Linked DNA regions of Homo sapiens: all the other regions are linked to region 1. The links are chromatin contacts, found by Hi-C in ENCODE. All regions are on one chromosome and are shown on one strand. The core of a region is the stretch at or near the end of the contact, and the rest is flanking DNA. Distances in the headings are between cores, read along the strand shown.

The links. Hi-C counts contacts between places; a loop is a spot of excess contacts on that map. Pooled maps may share reads with other maps.
Region 2: a loop to region 1 is called in a map with no recorded cell type, with 10 times the contacts of the local background. The contact joins the enhancer-like site here to the promoter of AS-PTPRE in region 1. A Hi-C loop is called at or near these places in 4 of 37 single-sample maps with no recorded cell type and 3 of 50 pooled maps.
Region 3: a map of B cell shows a loop between it and region 1 (6-fold over the local background). The contact joins the promoter of C10orf143 here to the promoter of AS-PTPRE in region 1. A Hi-C loop is called at or near these places in 1 of 168 maps with a recorded cell type or tissue (B cell), 2 of 37 single-sample maps with no recorded cell type and 7 of 50 pooled maps.
Region 4: a loop to region 1 is called in a map of B cell, with 31 times the contacts of the local background. The contact joins the enhancer-like site here to the promoter of AS-PTPRE in region 1. A Hi-C loop is called at or near these places in 1 of 168 maps with a recorded cell type or tissue (B cell), 1 of 37 single-sample maps with no recorded cell type and 6 of 50 pooled maps.

What each region holds. Positions count from the first base shown.
Region 1 is chr10:128,060,851-128,064,363 of GRCh38, reverse strand. AS-PTPRE (lncRNA antisense to PTPRE protein-coding gene) reads left to right here and starts at 1,939. Exons shown (of 3, transcript NR_136150.1): 1 at 1,939-2,237. PTPRE (protein tyrosine phosphatase receptor type E) reads right to left here. Exons shown (of 21, transcript NM_006504.6): 8 at 3,349-3,425; 9 at 2,649-2,685; 10 at 1,184-1,281. RefSeq lists enhancers at 258-856, 1,196-1,405, 1,816-1,865, 1,197-2,396.
Region 2 is chr10:125,062,894-125,066,406 of GRCh38, reverse strand. All of the region lies in intron 2 of CTBP2 (C-terminal binding protein 2), which reads left to right. Among named protein-coding and RNA genes, the nearest start is that of MIR4296, 32 kb to the right of the region's middle. RefSeq lists an enhancer at 2,827-3,424. Within about 2 kb of position 1,531, at least 15 of the 41 ENCODE cell types and tissues checked have a DNase peak (open chromatin) inside an H3K27ac peak, as active enhancers do.
Region 3 is chr10:130,108,931-130,112,443 of GRCh38, reverse strand. It overlaps C10orf143 (chromosome 10 open reading frame 143), which reads left to right and starts at 1,614. Exons shown (of 4, transcript NM_001355042.2): 1 at 1,614-1,740. The coding sequence starts at 1,672. LOC102724883 (a long non-coding RNA gene) reads right to left here and starts at 1,151. Exons shown (of 3, transcript NR_188169.1): 1 at 328-1,151. RefSeq lists enhancers at 310-439, 920-1,249, 2,110-2,289, 2,450-2,559, 3,150-3,409 and a silencer at 1,540-1,919.
Region 4 is chr10:126,039,980-126,043,492 of GRCh38, reverse strand. It overlaps ADAM12 (ADAM metallopeptidase domain 12), which reads left to right. Exons shown (of 23, transcript NM_001288973.2): 18 at 345-453. Among named protein-coding and RNA genes, the nearest start is that of FANK1-AS1, 68 kb to the right of the region's middle. RefSeq lists an enhancer at 1-579. Within about 2 kb of position 1,537, at least 19 of the 41 ENCODE cell types and tissues checked have a DNase peak (open chromatin) inside an H3K27ac peak, as active enhancers do; they include B cell, where a contact is called at or near this core.

The DNA.
Region 1 (3,513 bases), core at 690-3,189:
AAGGGCAAAGGGGTGGCCCTCCACAGTCCTGTTTCAGCTCCCCCCAGAGCAGAATGAAAGCCTCCATCCTATTCCTGACCAGAAACGGTGGCTGGAGGCTGCTTCCTGTGTTTTGGGTGGCAATTAGTAAGCTGGCACTGCGGGGACCAGAGCACCTCCCAGCCTGCCCTTCCTGTGGGCTCCTGCCACCCATCTTCTGCCCCAGCTGAGCTCCCCAAGGCCTGGTACTCCCATCTAAAAATGGCAGCCCTTCCCCACAGTCCTCGCTACAATGCCTGGGAACTGCTGGGGCCAGGCCAGCAGATGACTGAGGAGCTCAGGACACAGCAGGCCCTGAGCAGGGCCGGGCAGGACACACGGCTCCCACTGAACCGGGCCTTCATGCCAGAACACGCCAGAAGCACAGCCTCCTAACTTCGCCCCACCTGTGGTAAGTGTCCCTCAGGCTCCCAGTTCTTCTTTCATTCTGGAGAGTGAGCTCACTGCCTATGGCATGGCTCCCTGCCTGTCACTCAACCCCACCCCCGCACCCAGGCTCCCCACAGCCACCACTTCTCAGCCCTGAATTTGAGCCCCTACTCCTTGCACCTGGGACAGAGCTGGCCCAGCACAGCAGATGCTAATGAGTACTTGTTACATTAGGAAACGAATCAGTTCAACTTTTCTTCTTTGTCAATGATTCAAATTCTTATAACGTACATGCATCCTTTTTTGAATTAGAAACAGCTAATTAAATATATTCGGATGACAAATCAACATTTCTTCAATATACCAACGTTTTCCAAAAGCATTTCTCTAGTCTGGATAATAAGCGCGAAATCATGTTCATTTCTAGCCTGAGCTCTGCCGCATGACACGCTCAACATCCTAAAACTCTAAGATTCATGTCTCTCATCAGGCAGGCAGAGCCATGGGGCCAGCCGGGGGCCACTCTTACTTGGGAAAAAAAGGAAACTCTTGTGTCATTGTGTTATCACAGATTAGATAACAGTGAGATGCTGGGGACACAGGGGATTTGTTTCGTGAAGAAAATGCTGTAAGCCACTGCATGTGTTTGGGTTTTTTTCTGCAGTGATAGTGGGAGGAAGGGAGGGAAGTAGGAAAAGGAAGTGGTAAGAACATCCCCAGCCCGGCAGCAGCAGCTGAAAGGAAGTGATACCGGGGCCAGATGCCTGGAACTCACCTCTTTCCTTTCTTTCAAGTTTGTTAACATGACGATGGTCGCAGACTTTTGCTCCCAGACCATTCTCCAGAAGTCGTTAACCGTTTCCTGTTTGGGACCTGTGTGTAGAGGACAATTTCGAAGTCAAAAGGCATGAAGGGAAGTCCCTTTGGGGTCCCAGCCCCGGCACCCTGGCCGTTGGCCCCTGGACAGCTGTTCACTCCCTTCTCAGGCTTGTTGGGGACACACACGTCATGCCCTGAAGCGTTCCGGAACCGGTAGGGGCTGCCTGTCCTGCCACTCACCCACTCCAGCTAGGAACTCCTCAGTGGGCAAGATAATTGGGCCCAGGTTGAGTTATGACGTTCACAGGTAAGAAGCAGGGTTCAGATGAGGGCTGGGTCTACAGCCAAGTGTGGGAGAGCTGGTGAAAGCCTTGCGAGAGGCAGAGACTGGCCAGCCTCACCCTGCATTCCCAATCCCCTCCTCTTTGTCAAAATCTTACTCTCAGCATGGTGCTGTCCAATACGATATGAGCTAAAGTCCCTCGGGAGGGGGATGTGAACAACAGACAAAGTGTCACTAGGAGAAAGTCCTCTGCCCCTATCCACTTCCTGTCTGAGCTGCGGCTATTTTGCAGTCCCGAGCTAAGTGCTACGTGCTGAGGGGGATGGGCGGGGAGATAAGGAAGCCCCTGGCCCTGCTGCTGTCCTGCCGTGGGCTAGCTCCCTGTGGGTGTCTGCTGGCAAGAGAGAAACACATGCTTTCATCTGCTTCAGCCAGGATCGTCAGGTTTCCTGAGGTTTCCAGCTGGGCACATTCCTGATGGCCTCTGCGTGTGCACATGTGTGTCCTTTTTTCTTAGAGATTCTGCATTTGTAACAACTTCCCAGGTGATTTTGATGGACGCTGACTTTCAGAGCTCATTGCCCTAAAGACTCCTGGCCTAAGAGTGAGGAAGTCTGAGGAATCTGGTTTCAGCTCCACTGATATCTAACCGCACGTACACCAGGTCCTGCAGATGACAACCTCTGGTGGAACGGAGTGATGCTGGATTCAGTACTCAACACACAAGGTAGCCCTGTGCAAGGTGAAGGGCACGTTTTCACAGCTGAAGTATATTCTTAGTTATGGCCTTGATCTGAAAAGCTATTCACCCCACTAACCCCTCGCCCAAACTTGGGGAGCCATGTAGGGCTCAGCCAGCTGAGAGAAATTCAAGGTTATCTGACGCAAGTATTAACAAGCTGGAATGGCAGCCGGGGCCATTGCGTGCCCTGTGTTCACACCATATAGGTGTGGGAATAAGTGTGTGTTTCTCTGACTACACATATCCGTTGTGTGAATGGATATCTAACGTGTCTGTTAGGTGTAAACACACACACACAAATCCAGTATAAGTCCTTGGTCTTGTTGGCATACAGAGAAGGAAATAAGAGCTATTCACGTTACCAAAAATACGTTGAGAAATTAATAAAAAGCTTACCTTGAGCTGCTATGAATTTATTCTTCTCTTTGTAACCCTAGAAAAAATAACATCAGATTTATATTTTTTCAGAATTATCTTTGCTGAAAGGATTTGTTGGTGTTGCTGTTAGGAAAGCAGTACATATTCACCATGGAAAATTTGCAAAACACAGGAAAAGGTTAAGAAGGAAAGAAAACTCACCAGCAATTCCAGAAATAACAAATCCTACTTCATACGTCCCCTCTCTAGTCTGTTTTTCTGCCAAACCTTTCCCAGACTCACCCACAAGCAGACATGCAGACATTTCTGTCCTCTAATTGGGTGAACATGTACAATTTATTTTATGTTGTATTTTTAATGGGAATTTTATAATTGATATTAAATGATCTTTTAAAGATTAATACAAATCAAGTTCTAATAGTCCACTGCACATGGTTTTACCACAATCTGTTTAACTACCCATGCTCCCTGTTCTATTTGGTCAGGAATATACATAATGCTGTAGTGAACATCCTCTGTGATCATCTCTGTCTCTTGAATTCAAATTCCCAGATGCTGATGCCAGTGTGTAAAGCACGGGCAGTTCCGTACCCTTTGTGCTTGTGGCCAAACTGCCCAGAAAGGTTGTGACAATTTACACTCCGGGCACCAGACAAGAAAGTGCTTACTGCTCATGCCCCAGCTGGGCCAGGGGAACAAGAAACCTCTGCCCACTTACATCTATGTAGGAAGCATTGATGTAGTCTGAACAGGGAATTCCATCCAGTTGGCTCAGAATCACCCTAGAATGGTCATCTGGAAAAAAAACCCAAACAAAGCCAAGATATTAGGACCAGGAATCACAGTGCTGTCTCTTCCAGAAATCACAGTGCTGTCTCTTCAT
Region 2 (3,513 bases), core at 282-2,781, 3.0 Mb after region 1:
TGGTGCATGCACCTGACTGCTTAGAAGGCACGGGACGTTCTGACTTGATGTTTTCCCGATTTCTCGCTGGTCCTGATGTTGGTAGCTCCATGTGACACAAAGCATTGAGTCTCTGGCTCTGCTGGGGTTAGGATTTGGGATGTGGCTTGGTAGAGGGGTGGCTGCCTGTGCCTAGCCATCGCCATGTTAACAGAAGCTGTGATGTAGGGGCTCATAGCTCACATCCCTCAGCCAAGAGCCACTGGTCACTCAGACGTTGTCCTGGGTGTTAGGACATCAGCCTGAGCATTAGAGGGAGTTCACCATCAAGAAGATGACGGCTTTTTTTTTTTGGCTAGAGTGCCATGGCACAATCAGGGCTCACTGTAACCTCTGCCTTCTGGGCTCAAGCGATCCTCCCACCTCAGCCACCTGGGTAGCTGGGATTACAGGCGCATGCCACCAAGCCAGGCTAATTTTTGTATTTTTCTTAGGACAGGGTTTCGCCATGTTGCCCAGGCTGGTCTCAAGCTATCCTAGGCTCAAGCTATCCGCCCACCTCAGCCTCCCAAAGTGTTGGGATTATAGGTGAGAGTCACCACACCCAGCCGATGATGGCATTTTTCTGATAGACTGGAAAGCCAGCTGAATGAAATAGCTAGAAGAGGACAGTGACCCTCAGCTTCTTCATATGGAGCACGAATGGATGTAAATTTAGTGGGATTTCTTTTCCACTGGGGCTGGCCACAAGAGCTGGCAGTGTGCTCCTACAGTGAGTCCCTCCTCTAACTTTACCTCCCACTTTCTCCCTCCGGCCCCCTTAGCTCTCAGCTCAGAGACCCACAAAAACAAATCCTGGGGAGCTGACTGCGCAGGATGTGGACTTGGTATTTCCCTGATACTGGCATTTGTTAGCCGGATCCTGCCTCTTCCCTTCGCCACCTCGCCTTCCCCAAAGCCCCTGCGGGCTTTGCTCTTCCTTCCCTTTATTTTGCTGAAGTTGACAGTCAGGTATGAGCTGCATTAAAATGTTGACTCATCCTTGGGTTGTTTTCAATTTTTTAAAAAGTGCACATTGAGAAAAGCACAGATTCATGTGTGCAGCACAGGAAATCATCACAAAGAGAACAAGGCTCTTGTTGGGGGCATTTGAGTTCAAGCAGAGTGCCCCAGTTGCAAGACTTCCATTTGGATCTGATGATGGCTGGACCTCCCTGGAAAGACTGGAACCTGAAGAGCCCAGTCAAAGAACAGTCTGTCAAGCAGCCCCTCCGCAACCACAGTTTTTGTGCAGAGTGGTTTGGGGAGCCCATGGAATGGGGACAGTACGATGTATTTTCTAGTGGCAAACATTTCATCATCAAGTGAGAGTTTCTTTGCTGGGCATTTCCTGTTCTGTGTGAAACAGTTGTGGTTACCTGTGGGTGTGTTTCAGATAATCATTAGAGCATATTCTCTGCTCGTTAAGCAGTAAAACCAGTGAGGTGGGGAAGCTTGTGAAACTGAAATCCCAAATATGCAAAACTTGGCAAGAAAGTAGAGAAGAGCCAGACCAGCTCTGAGCTAAGTCACCAAACCAGAAAGGTTTCATTCTTTGTCTTTTCTTCCTCTGTCTTTAACCACAAGCCTTGGGCTGAATCCCCACATCTCACTACACAGTCAGGGAAGCAGGGTCAAGGCTGACTGGGGACACTGGCGTGGCGGGAATGGGTGAAGTCTCCTGGGTGGATAGTCACCTCTCTGCCTTTTTTGAAACTAAACTTCTCTGATTTTTATTTCAAGTTGTCCTGAAGAACATGATTCTAAAACAGATTCAGAGCACGCACTCTGACTATAAATAGAACATAAGGCAAACTTGGACAATGGATTGTGGCACTTTTTTTTCATGTACCTGAAATTCTTAGAGTTGGGGCTCTCTTCCCTTGAGAAGTAGAACTGCTATTCTTCGGAGACCGATGGGTGACCTCAGCATTGTCCTCACCAAGAACGCTGTTTCCCCAGGGATTGCACCCCTCCCACCACAGTTATTTTTCTCTGAAGGCCTGAGTTTGGAAGAAGTACTTGCCTGTTCCCGTAATTATGGAAACCGGAAGGTAACTTACCTGTTTGTGCCTGGCCTAATTCAGATTAGAAAAAGATCAATCCATTGTTGTCTAATGGACAGGGGACAAATGATGAAGAAAACAGAAATAGCCCATAAAATGATAGGGATGTCCCGGCTCCCAGGCAAACTCTGGTGAAAACCGAGGAGACTATGGTGTTCCCTGAGGTATTCACCATCTAACTGTCTTCCACACCATATATATAAGCTGTTTATAAATTCTTTGTCCTGGCCAAAAATACAAAACCTACTGGCAGTGATTTATTTTTTTAATGCATTTTAAATAACTGGATTCCTATGTGGAATTGGAGTTGGATAATTAAATTACGATGGCCTCTAAAGTTGGGGTGCGGGGGGTTGAGGGCTTCAGCAGAGAGCACCCCTGGAAGGTGGCACTGCAGCCTGGGGGTGGGGGAAAACCGTGCCTGATGGAGTTGCTGCAGGGGTCCCTACACGGGGTGTCCACCCTTCTTGCCCAGACACCCTGTGGCTTTGAGAATCGCTGTGACATAGCCACGGGAGAGCTGTGTCTGCTTAATGCTTTTGTTTACTTTGGAAGTTTGTCCTACATGAATGAATTCGCAAAACTTACATTCCCCGTAAAGCTGTCACTGAGAGAAAACACAGCAATAACTCAGGTGATGTAGTTAAACCACCATTGAGTTTGCGCCATCCATGAGCTGATAAATCGTACAGCTTCATTTGGTAGGAATCAGCAATTTTATGTGGCAATTAATTTTTACTACTGTAGGGGAGCCAGAGGATGAGCATTTTACTTCGGTTTTGTGTGTGTTGAGAGAAACTTAACGGTTTTGCCACAGCAAGAAAGGATCGTGCATGAGGCCTTTCGCACGAGTCGACGTGTTTGGGTGTTATCCTGGGGTGTCCTTGCCAGCTTTTGTTGGTTCCTCACGTGGGCAGAAGAGTGAATGCTCAGTCCCCATCGGGGTGCCACAGGCCTCATGACGTGTGGGGTAAAACACGTATGTGGCTTGCGGAGAAATAAATTCTCCGTATTTCTTAAGTATGATGTTTTTCCCCACCAGACCGATTCGCCCATGCTGTTTCCACATCAGAGATGAAGATGTGCGCAGAGTAACACGTAATTAGCTTTCCAGATTGCTTCGTAGAAGGATAATGTGATAATTTTCCCATTGTTCGTTTTTGGTTCCACCAATGATGGCCATTTAGCACAGCACACAGTTGCGGCTGAGGTCCAGCTCGAGGCTGGCCGAGGCTGTGCACAGCTGCCCAGGGCCCTGCCTCGCTGCTGGGGAGCTGTCCTTTCTTTGGCTGAGCTCTCTTCCTGTGGAGGCCCAGCCTGCTCACTGGAACGCCAGAAAGATCATCTGAGCATAGTTGTCTGTTCAGCCAGCCTCTCTTGGGGCCATTAGGAAAACGGGTGCACAGCAGATGTTGTTCCTTGGGTGCCC
Region 3 (3,513 bases), core at 365-2,864, 2.0 Mb before region 1:
TTTCACAAACACATCTGGCCTGAAAGGTTTTTGATAAGGGACTGTGAATCAGTGGTGGCATAATTAGTCTTAGGAGTACTAACTAATAGGAGAAATGTTACATTTGTTAAGTACTTAGTTTGTGTCCAGCATTGTTCTAAGTATCTTCTAGGTAAATGCCTCATGTAATCCTCACGATCTCTATGCTTTATCATCCTATCCTTTATAAATGAGGAAACTGAGGGAGATTAACTATTTAATTTGCTGAGGATCATGCAGCAAATAGCCCGAAGAGGGATTCATGCGTTTCACCATAATGGTTAAGAACAGGGCTTTGTCAAAGGATACCTTCAACTGCAGCAGAATGATGGACTCAAATCACAGAGACACGACAAAGTGACGGGTAGTCAGCTGTGGGTTGGTTCAGAGGCTCAGGCTGTTCCGGCTCTAGGTGATTTCCTGCTTTCCTAGGGTTCCCACCAGCTGCCCTCATGGTGACAAAAAGGCTGCTGCAGCTCCAGGAAACTTACACTGGGCAAGGACAACAGGAAGAAAACAGCCCCCACCCACCCAACTCCCCTTTTAACTAGAAGATCTTTCCCGAAACTCTGCCTCAACAGACCTCGCTTACTTCTCCCTGGCCCGTACTAGGTCGTGTACCCATCGTTAGCCAATCGCTGGCAACGGATTGGCCCCGTTTTAATTTATCCAAAAAAGGCGCCAGTCTGGGCTGTTTGGAGCAGTCAAGGGAGCTCCGTGCTAAGGCAGGAGGGGCCTGGACATGCGGCTGCAGGAGTCCGGGCCTCGGTGCCCTAAGATGAGGGCTCAGTGGTGCTCAGCACCGCGCCGGGCCAGAGACTGAGCCGCCGCCGGCTGTTGAGGGTTGGTTGGCTGAATCCCCGGCAGGGGCCAGGCGGAGCGAACATCACCGCGGCAACTGCCTCCACAGCACACACTCCCGACAGTGGCTGCGCTTTTCCCCTTCAGCACAGCCCAAAGGCCCCGGCAGCTCAGCACCTGCGACCTCCTAGTGCCCTCCAGCCTACGGAGGAGTAGAAGTCCTTCCGGGGCCTCCCAACCAGCAGCCACCAGCCACCAGCCACAAAAGCCGTGAGCCGCGCGGGGCTGGCCTGAAAGCTCTGCGTCTTCCCACCGCGGCAACAGCAGCTCCCACCCGGAAGCGAGGCAGCCCTGCGGACCACAACTCCCAGAAACACCCGCTGTCTCGCTCAAGCTAATTGACCCGCTGCGCCATCTATTAGCCAACCAGCCACAGGGAGACGGCTCCCCACGAGGCCTAACAACCAATCATAAGACAGAGGAGGCGGGCGCTCCTCCAGCCGATCCACGGGGTGTTGTCAAAAGTTTGGCGGGATCCTGAAAGAATGCTTTCTTTAGAGCCCCACGGCTGCTCCTGTGAAGGGAGAAGCGACAAGCAGAGATATGCAGGGACCTCTCTGCGAAGTAATGACTTGGGGCAGACGGACAACGCCCACAGCATCCCAATAGTCTCAGAAGACTCTGGTCTCTGCTACTCCTGCCTGCGGTCCTCGCCTTGGTGCTCTCGCGCTTCCCGCGGCGTCCCGCCCCTCCCTCTCCTTATTGGCTCCCCAGGGCCTTGTGCGGAAGGGGGCGTGGTGCGCGGGCCTCGGCCAGGCCTGAGATGCCGGGAGGGTTTGACCCTGGGGCTGCATGGACAGCTTAGCGCTCGGCCGCTGGCGACAGCGGAGGGCGGAGGATCTGCAGGTTCCGGGGGACGTGGTGAGCCCCCGGGGCCTGGGCGTTAGGGACGGGAGGGCGGATGGCCCCTGGGCGGGTTCCCACCGCGCCTCGTTTTTGCCGGCGCGGCCCTGCCTGTGAGGAGGCCTGGCCCAAGACACTCGCACGCTCGCGTACGTCCCTGGGAGGGCGTGGCCAGTGATGGGCGTGGCCTGTTAGGGCGGGGTTGTGACGCCGCTCTCCCGGTTTCGCGCCTGCGCGGTCGGGCGCGGAGCTCGGGCACCTTCCTGACCCACACGCTCACTGGGGCTCCAGACCCAGGCTCCCTAAAACATGGGCCGAGACTCATTGCAGGACCTCGGGTGCTTGGTATCCGTGTCATGTCTTCTCCTGCCGTCTACACCTGACTGTTCCTGAGTCTCGTTCACTGAGCGCCTGCCACGTGCCAGGCCCAGGGCTGGGTGTTGGGGGACGAGTACGTGGGGAGCGAACACGCGCAGAAAATTACCCGGCATTGAGCGTGTTAGTGCTTCTTGGGCTGAGTCCATTAACTGATGAGCAGAGGGTAAGATGAGATGGTAATGGGGAGACTTGCACAAGATCCCAGGGTGCGTGGGTAAGTCAGGTATGTGTGAGACTTGAAGGATGACCGGGGGTAGGCAGGATGGGAGGTGACAAAAAACAGTGTTGGAGGAAGGAGCTTAGCGTCTTAGGGGCACTGAAAGAAGTACTGCAGGATTGGAGCTGGAAGACAGAGCTGCTTGGCATTCCTGTATTTTATCTTCCACCTCTGCTTGCAAATTGGCCAGTTCTTACTTAACCTCGTTTATTTCAAAGTTCCTCGCTAGGGGCAGCAGTGAGCAGCCAACATACCGCATATTTGCTTTTTTTTTTCTTCTAGAGCTACACAGGCTTGGTAAGTGCAGGATCCGTCTTCCCAGTTAATACAGGCAGCATTTTTTTAGATGTCTTTACTGCGTAGCGGGAATGACTAGCTTTCTACCCTGCACCATCTCTTTCCTCACTACTCACTGCCTGGCCGTGAAGCCAGTACCACTTAGGTTTCTATCACAGCCGCACCCCTCCTCCAGGTACCAATTGTTATATTACTAGGGTGCAGGTTACCCCAGTAATATAGTAATAATATGGTATAGTAATGTAGTATAGTAATAGTATAGTACAGTAATATAGCAGGTTAGGGTGCTTTTGTAACCAAGAGCCTTCAAAGCACGCTGGCCCTAACAAGATGGAAGTTTGATTCTCCTGCACAGAACAGCATGGACGTGAGCAGTCCAGTGGGGTGGAGCCCAGGGTCACTAAATATAGGCGTAGGGCTGGTGGTACCCAGATCAGGGGATATGCGGGGACCTAAGTTCCTTCCCCTCACACCATCCCCTGGGTGTCACCCTCCTCTGCATAGCCAAGGGTGGCTCACTGCTACTGTGCTACCAGATGGCAGAAAAACAAACAGAAAAGTGACATGATTATGCTGATGTGTTGAGACCTTACTTCACTGCCCTGGAAAATGAAAGGTGTGATCAGGGTGCAGGCAGGGAGGCAAGGCTTGTGGCTACAGTAGTGTGTCAGAGGAGAAGTGGCAGAGGTTTGCACAAGAGAGGGCAGTGGGGTGGTGACACTAGAGAGACGTGACTGTGTAGAGGGAGAGCAGACAGTCTCACTGATGGAGTGGCAGTGGCAGGGTAATGTGAAGAGTGGAGTCCAGGGTGTTGTAGGGGTTGACTTGAGCCCTGCGAGGGCAGTACTGCTGCTCCTTGAGAGAAGAGTGGTGTGGAGGCAATGAAGAGCTCCTGTTAG
Region 4 (3,513 bases), core at 288-2,787, 2.0 Mb after region 1:
GGGCTTCTCCTCATGGTCAGACAGTTTTCCAGATTGAAAAAGGAAGATGGGGAGATGGAGAAGGAAGTGAGGTGGGTGGGGGAGGCAAGCTGATGAACCCAAATAATCTTCATCACTCTCTTTACAGCCACTAATAGGCAGATGATGCATCTTCACAGCCTCAGGTTTGGTCGCCCCTGTGTGGTGTGTAGTGCCGGCTTTGGGCTTATTCGCACCATGGCGTGTGCTGAGTCTGGCTGTGTCAGTGTTGGGGGGGGGCTCTGACCATGGCCCCCCTTGCTTCTGCTGTGGTGATGCACAGAGCATATGCCCTAACCCCACGTCCCTCCCCTCTGCCCTGAAAGGTGTGCAACAACAGGAAGAACTGCCACTGCGAGGCCCACTGGGCACCTCCCTTCTGTGACAAGTTTGGCTTTGGAGGAAGCACAGACAGCGGCCCCATCCGGCAAGCAGGTCAGTGAAGCCCCTGCATCCCGGTGGGAGGAGGCTGAGCACCTGGGGGCGGGTGGGCTCGCCAGCTGTCAGCATGGGTGCAGGTAGAGCCAACAAGAAACCCAGTGGGGACCCCACATGGGTCTACACAGCCTAGGGTCTCCCGCAGTTTCCAGATGCCCCTCTCATCCCTGCCCGATCTTCTCTGAGGCTCCTTGCTCTCTGCTTTGACTGAGTGGCTGAGTTTGCCAGTTCCTTAGCCTGCGACACTTTTCTTAACTAAGGTCATTTCTATAGTGAACTGCTGAATGGGTATGAATGTCATCACTGTATCAAAGTACTTTGTAAAGGCCGACATCTGTGTGGTAGGGTGACAAGGTGTGAAGTTTAATGCCTTTTAAAAATCTTACTGGAAAGACACCCACCTCTTAGTAAAGGTGACAGTCACGGCAGCAGTGGGAGTCATTGCAACAGCTTTTGCATATGGAATGATGTGTGCAGGTGCTGTGTGGTGCATTTTATGCCCATGATGTCATCCCCTCCTTATACAACTCTGAAGAAGGTGGTATGATTCTTTTCTCACATACCTAGGACCTGAGGCTCAGGGAAGTTAAGTAATTTGCCTAATGTGATCTCGCTAAGATTTACACACACACAGGTCTGCCTGTCCCCCAAGAAGCTCTTAGTAGCAGCTGTGCTTGAACTCGTGGCCATTTCTCCTCGGATGACCTTTAGAAATGGTTTACTGGTGCGGTGCTGTTTTCTCTGAGTTCTTATTGGGCAATTCAGGGGCAAGTCTAAATGATGCCTCTTTTCGAGGGAAAGAAGCAAGGCAGGAAGCTGCAGAGTCCAACAGGGAGCGCGGCCAGGGCCAGGAGCCCGTGGGATCGCAGGAGCATGCGTCTACTGCCTCACTGACACTCATCTGAGCCCTCCCATGACATGGAGACCGTGACCAGTGCTGCTGCAGAGGAGGTCACGCGTCCCCAAGGCCTCCTGTGACTGGCAGCATTGACTCTGTGGCTTTGCCATCGTTTCCATGACAACAGACACAACACAGTTCTCGGGGCTCAGGAGGGGAAGTCCAGCCTACCAGGCACGTCTGCAGAAACAGTGCAAGGAAGGGCAGCGACTTCCTGGTTGAGCTTCTGCTAAAACATGGACATGCTTCAGTGCTGCTCCTGAGAGAGTAGCAGGTTACCACTCTGGCAGGCCCCAGCCCTGCAGCAAGGAGGAAGAGGACTCAAAAGTCTGGCCTTTCACTGAGCCTCCACAGCAGTGGGGGAGAAGCAAGGGTTGGGCCCAGTGTCCCCTTTCCCCAGTGACACCTCAGCCTTGGCAGCCCTGATGACTGGTCTCTGGCTGCAACTTAATGCTCTGATATGGCTTTTAGCATTTATTATATGAAAATAGCAGGGTTTTAGTTTTTAATTTATCAGAGACCCTGCCACCCATTCCATCTCCATCCAAGCAAACTGAATGGCAATGAAACAAACTGGAGAAGAAGGTAGGAGAAAGGGCGGTGAACTCTGGCTCTTTGCTGTGGACATGCGTGACCAGCAGTACTCAGGTTTGAGGGTTTGCAGAAAGCCAGGGAACCCACAGAGTCACCAACCCTTCATTTAACAAGTAAGAATGTTAAAAAGTGAAAACAATGTAAGAGCCTAACTCCATCCCCCGTGGCCATTACTGCATAAAATAGAGTGCATTTGAAATACCGCTGCCTCCACCCTGTTCATACATATATAAAATCAAGGCAGGCCATGAGCAAGCATGGCTCACTGCTCCCTGGCCTGGCCATGGCTCAGGGGCTCATTAAACAAGTACTTGTGTGTCTGCCACACACCAGCCACTCTCCTGGGTCCTGGAGAGACATTAAGCAAGAATGACATGGCATAAGTGAGGGGTACGACTGCAGGGAGAGAGGGCATCATGGGAGGGGAGCAACCCCCACAGAGCGGCAGGGGGTTGTCAGGAAGGCTCCTGGGGACCCTGCATCTGTTGAGGTCTGAAGGGGGCGAGGGAAACATGCATTCTGAAGCCGAGATAGCTGGCTGTGCGAAGATCTAGAGGAGTGTGGACTGGCCTGGGCTCAGATTCTAGAGTGCGGACTGGGCCAACAGGAGGGGACACAGGACACGGTGCTCGTGCTGGTCCTGGGGAAGAGGGAAATGGAGTCAGTCACTGCCCGGGCCTCTGGCTTGAGCAACCCTGGGGAGTTCAGCAGGTTCAGTGTGGGGGCCCTGTAAATGTTCAGTTTCATAGATTGATGTATTGAAGATTTATGGATTCACTTTATGGAACTAGAAATTATAGTTCAAGATTTTTGCTGTTCACTTTTTAAATTAACTTTAATTAACTTTGTTATGAGACACCAGAACTCTAGCTAGAGCCCCCTGTGATCACTACTAAGGGTCTGAAAAGAGTGACATTTTGCCCAGGAAACCAGAAGCAATGCTTTTCCAGTAACACCAACAAGTAAGTCAAGACTGTCATCTGTTGGCTGTCTTGCTTAGGCTAAGACACATCCCTGATAGGCCTTGTTAGTGGGGGATGGGGTCCAGAAACCAAGAAGGTGTGAAAGACATTCTTTCCCTGGAGTAGGAGCTGCTGCTGCAGTGATCCACAGCCAGCTGAGGGTCCAGGTGGGAGGCAGGGCCGAGGAGAGCCCAGGTAACTGCATCACGGCGATCACCAGCAGCCGGAAAGGACTGTTGCACACTTACCTGATGTGAAGTACACCCTGATCCTTGCTGATGGGAAGACAAATGAATCAAGATCCCTGTCCTCTAAAAATTCACTGTCCAGTTGAAATCACAGGTAGACCTCCTCTAAGTCTGAGCATTTAGAGTCCTTCCCAGACAGCCGCTGACCATAGCTACTGTAAGAAACCAACCTGATGGTTTGATTTTTTTCCTTCCTTTCCCTACCCTTGAGGAGGCTCTTAACTGTATTAAACAAAATGGCAGCAGGTCATAGAAAAGAAGATGTTTTCATAGAGAAAATAGCTTCCTCCCAGGAAAAGGGTTTCCCCCACAAAGGCTGTGTTTTTAAGTCCCCAACATAACAAAGCAAAACCCA